Regions from separate parts of the Homo sapiens genome. Here region 1 is linked to region 2. Evidence: read pairs that join two places in POLR2A ChIA-PET (ENCODE). Cell type or tissue: OCI-LY7. All regions are shown on one strand.

Evidence for each region. Peaks named below come from ENCODE experiments on the same cell type or tissue, not always from the same donor. Only the 100,000 strongest peaks of a DNase experiment are listed, where the experiment ranks them.
Region 1: POLR2A ChIA-PET joins it to region 2 with 5 read pairs; 1 of 35 experiments calls an interaction of 5 or more read pairs at or near these places.

Annotation. Positions count from the first base shown.
Region 1 is chr12:56,206,699-56,209,198 of GRCh38, reverse strand. RNF41 (ring finger protein 41) reads left to right here. Exons shown (of 7, transcript NM_005785.4): 5 at 901-1,036; 6 at 1,450-1,553; 7 at 2,401-2,500. Among named protein-coding and RNA genes, the nearest start is that of RNF41, 14 kb to the left of the region's middle. RefSeq lists a silencer at 1,020-1,069. In OCI-LY7, a CTCF peak has its summit at 2,309; DNase peaks (open chromatin) are centred at 988 and 2,488; H3K4me3 peaks cover 915 bases; H3K27ac peaks cover 2,489 bases.
Region 2 is chr12:56,717,531-56,720,030 of GRCh38, reverse strand. It overlaps NACA (nascent polypeptide associated complex subunit alpha), which reads left to right. Exons shown (of 9, transcript NM_001365896.1): 3 at 1-2,500. Among named protein-coding and RNA genes, the nearest start is that of NACA, 6.5 kb to the left of the region's middle. In OCI-LY7, no CTCF peak of the experiment used is centred here; no DNase peak of the experiment used is centred here; H3K4me3 peaks cover 678 bases; H3K27ac peaks cover 2,218 bases.

The DNA.
Region 1 (2,500 bases), 510 kb after region 2:
GTAGATAAAAACAGTGTGTCAAAATAAATAAATAGGCCCCGTGCGGTGGCTCACGCCTGTAATCCCAGCACTTTGGGAGGACGAGGCGGGCGGATCACCTGAGGTCAGGAGTTCAAGACCAGCGTGGCCAACATGGTGAAACCCCATCTCTACTAAAAATATAAAAATTAGCCAGGTGTGGTGGTGGGCACCTGTAATCCCAGCTACTCGGGAGGCTGAGGCACAAGAATTACTTGAACCCATGAGGCGGAGGTTGCAGTGAGCTGAGACCGTGCCATTGCACTCCAGCCTGGGTGACAAGAGTGAAACTTGGTCTCGAAAAAAAAAAAAAAAGGCCAGGCGCGGTGGCTCACGCCTGTAATCCCAACACTTTGGAAGGCCGAGGGGGGCAGATCACGTGAGGCCAGGAGTTTGAGACCAGCCTGGCTAACATGGAGAAACCCCATTTCTACTAAAAATACAAAAAGTTAGCCGGCCATGGTGGCGCGCACCTGTAATCCCAGCTACTCGGGAGGCTGAGGCAGGAGAATCGCTTGAACCTGGGAGGCAGAGGTTGCGCTGAGCTGAGATCATGCCATCGCACTCCAGTTTGGGCAACAAGAGCGAAACTCCGTGTCAAAAAAAATAATAAAAATACAAAATAAAATAAATTTAAAAAATAGATAAAACACTGTGTCTTGATTGGGGAAAGAAATTTAAGGAAAATAGACAGCAAAGGGGCAAGTAGGAAGCTTGGACGAAGAAAGTGAAGGGAATAAACAAGAGGGAGGCCTGAAATGAATGTTAGAAATTTTGGGTAGGACAAAATCTACTTAGCAGTTATCTGCCACAGAATAGGCCATTTGCATACATGTCCCAGGGATCACCTCTGTTCTGCTCTTTCCCCACCCTGGTCTGCAGCCTGGAGATGCCCAAAGATGAGCTGCCCAACCATAACTGCATTAAGCACCTGCGCTCAGTGGTACAGCAGCAGCAGACACGCATCGCAGAGCTGGAGAAGACGTCAGCTGAACACAAACACCAGCTGGCGGAGCAGGTAGGCCCCAAGACACGGGGGAGAACATATCCCTCATATGCAGATAACTGCCTGCCTGTGGGTAATAAAAACCAGTTGTGAACACACAGACCAGTGCTTACACTTGTGAGCCTAGATGAGTGGATATTCTGCCTGTGGCTTAGCAGGGAATCAGATTGGAGCTCTCCTTGACTTTTCTTCATCCCATTCATAGCATTAATTCACCTACCAGTTATCACATGCCTCCTCTGTGAAGGCACATTTGTAAGTACTAAGGAGACAGCTGTGAGTGAGACAGTCTTATCCCTGTCTTCCTGAAGCTTACAAACTGGTTGTTCTTCAGATCTCTCAGTTGCCCTCATTCTTGGATAAACTTTTGTCTTTTTTCTGCTGTCTGCCTTAACCATTATTCCTGTTCTTCTTCCCCACAACAGAAGCGAGACATCCAGCTGCTAAAGGCATACATGCGTGCAATCCGCAGTGTCAACCCCAACCTTCAGAACCTGGAGGAGACAATTGAATACAACGAGATCCTAGAGTGAGTGTCACTCAGGACGTGGAGTGATTTCATGTCCTGACAACAAGGCCTGAAAGGAGGAAGAGCAGGAGAGTAGCAGAAGGAGGGCATTGGAGAGCTGGGCTGGGGGTCACTGCTTCTCAGATATTGGCATTAAGGACAGGGGCAGAGGAGAAGAGGATAACCCTTAGCTCCACTACAGGATGTCTTATGTGTTTGGGTGGATGGAGGGAAAGCCTGCCCAAGGATGCACTTTATCCAGAATTAGGTGAGTACCCATGTACAAAGCCCTGTATTAAAGGCTGTGGAGTGCTAGGAGGGCCAAAAAGAAATAGAAGATATCGTCCTGTCTTCAGGTAGCTTACAACCCAGAGAAGAGGAGGCAGAGTGCAAGTCCAGGAAAGTGATCTCTAAAATGCAGCAAAAACAAGCGAAGTATACAAGTGAAGTCTAAGATCTCTTTCAGTTCTGGAGTCCTATACAGTTCATAGAGTAAACTGTAAGTGTGAATCAATATATACAGGGCAAATAGTGCTGAGTGGGACATAGGATAGAGGAATAATTGTTTTATTCACTAAACATAGAGCACTAACTGTGTTAGGCGCTATATGTGCTAAGTATTGGAATTTCAAAGAAAAGTAACAGAGACAGAGTGCAGACTTGTGGAATTTAATCTGGTGAGTAACATGTGGTGACTCAGTTGGGACCAAGTGGGGAAAGATTTGGGGTTTCTGAGCCAATGATGGAAGGAAAGAAGGAAGAATAGGTAAGCTGAGTGCAGAGTGGGTAGTTATTTCTATTAGCAGAAAAAGCCAATACAGAGAAAGGAGATGAGCTGGAATGACCATCTTTAACCACCTCCACACAGGTGGGTGAACTCCCTTCAGCCAGCAAGAGTGACCCGCTGGGGAGGGATGATCTCGACTCCTGATGCTGTGCTCCAGGCTGTAATCAAGCGCTCCCTGGTG
Region 2 (2,500 bases):
TCTGAGGATACCAGTCTCTCCTCCTCTGCCAGACCCTGAAGACCTCAAAAATCTCCCCAGTTCAGTATTGGTTAAATTTCCAACACAAAAAGACCTCCAAACTGTACCTGCCTCTCTTGAAGGAGCCCCTTTCTCTCCAGCCCAAGCAGGACTCACCACCAAGAAAGACCCTACTGTATTACCGTTAGTCCAGGCAGCCCCTAAAAATTCCCCTTCTTTCCAAAGTACATCCTCTTCTCCAGAGATACCTCTTTCTCCTGAAGCCACCCTAGCAAAGAAAAGCCTTGGGGAGCCTCTCCCTATAGGTAAGCCAGCCAGCAGTATGACCTCCCCTCTGGGTGTTAACTCCTCGGCCTCTGTAATCAAGACAGATTCTTATGCAGGCCCAGACTCTGCTGGTCCGCTTCTCAAAAGTTCTCTCATTACCCCAACAGTGGCTGCATTTCCTTTGGAAAGTGCTGACCCTGCCGGGGTGGCTCCCACAACTGCCAAAGGTACCTCAACTTATACAACTACAGCCAGCCCTTTTCTAGAAGGAACTGTCTCTTTAGCTCCTAAAAACCACCCAGTTAAGGAAGGTACTCTTACTACTTTACCCTTGGTTCCTACAGCTTCAGAAAATTGCCCTGTGGCTCCATCCCCCCAGAATACCTGTGCTCCTCTGGCTACCTTAGTGCTGGCCCCTGAAATCCCAAAGTCTGTGCCCTCACCCTCTCTTCCCCCAGCTGGGACTCCTCCAGGTACAAAAAAGGTTGATGGTATTTCTCATACTTCAGCATTGGCACCTGTTGCTTCCTCTCCCAAAGAGTGCCCAACTGAGGACTCTGGTGCTTCTGCTACTGCATCTTCCAAAGGAACTCTGACTTACCTAGCTGATTCCCCATCTCCTTTAGGGGTTAGTGTGTCTCCTCAGACTAAAAGACCTCCAACCAAGAAGGGTTCTGCTGGCCCTGATACTCCTATTGGAAATCTCTCATCCCCTGTTTCTCCAGTTGAAGCTTCATTTCTTCCAGAGAATAGTCTTTCTTTCCAAGGCTCTAAAGACTCACCAGCCACGACGCATTCTCCCACTCCTCCATCCCCCAAAGGGGCCCCTACTCCCTCAGCTGTGACTCCTCTGTCTCCCAAAGGAGTAACACTACCCCCCAAAGAGACCCCCACTCCTTCAGTGGTGAATCTGCCCTTCCCCAAAGAGGGTCCAGCTACTCCAGCACCCAAACAGGCTCCTGCTCTATCCATGACTTCTTCCTCCCCCAAAAAGGCCCGAGCAACTCCAGCCCCTAAAGGAATCCCAGCTTCCCCATCCCCCAAAGGGGCCCCCACACCCCCAGCTGCAACTCCTCCCTCCCCTAAAGGAGGCCCAGCTACCCCATCCCCGAAATGGGCCCCCACACCCCCAGCTGCAACTCCTCCCTCCCCAAAAGGAGGTCCAGCTACTCCATCCCCCAAAGGGGCCCCCACACCCCCAGCTGCAACTCCTCCCTCCCCCAAAGGAGGTCCAGCTACTCCATCCCCCAAAGGGGCCCCCACACCCCCAGCTGTGACTCCTCCCTCCCCCAAAGGAAGTCCAGCAGCTACCCCATTCCCCAAAGGGGCATCCACACCCCCAGCTGCAACTCCTCCCTCCCCCAAAGGAAGTCCAGCAGCTACCCCACTCCCCAAAGGGGCCCCCACAACCCCAGCTGCAACTCTTCCCTCCCCAAAAGGAGGTCCAGCTACCCCATCCCTCAAGGGGGCCCCCACTCCCCCAGCTGCGACTCCTCCCTCCCCAAAAGGAGGCCCAGCTACCCCATCCCCCAAAGGGGCCCCCATGCCCCCAGCTGCAACTCCTCCCTCCCCAAAAGGAGGTCTAGCTACCCCACCCCACAAAGGGGCACCCACAACCCCAGCTGCAACTCCTCCCTCCCCAAAAGGAGGTCTAGCTACCCCACCCCCAAAAGGGGCCCCCACAACCCCAGCTGCAACTCCTCCTTCCCCAAAAGGAGGTCTAGCTACCCCACCCCCAAAAGGGGCCCCCACAACCCCAGCTGCAACTCCTCCTTCCCCAAAAGGAGGTCTAGCTACCCCATCCCCCAAAGGGGCCCCCACAACCCCAGCTGCAACTCCTCCCTCCCCAAAAGGAGGTCTAGCTACCCCATCCCCCAAAGGGGCCCCCACAACCCCAGCTGCAACTCCTCCCTCCCCAAAAGGAGGTCTGGCTACCCCATCCCCCAAAGGGGCCCCCACAACCCCAGCTGCAACTCCTCCCTCCCCAAAAGGAGGCCCAGCTACCCCACCCCCCAAAGGGGCCCCCACTCCCCCAGCTGCAACTCCTCCCTCCCTAAAAGGAGGTCTAGCTACCCCACCCCACAAAGGGGCCCCCAATCCCGCAGTTGTAACTCCTCCCTCTCCAAAAGGAGGCCCAGCTACCTCACCCCCCAAAGGGGCCCCCACTCCTCCAGCTGCAACTCCTCCCTCCCCAAAAGGAAGCCCAGGTACCCCACCCCCCAAAGGGGCCCCC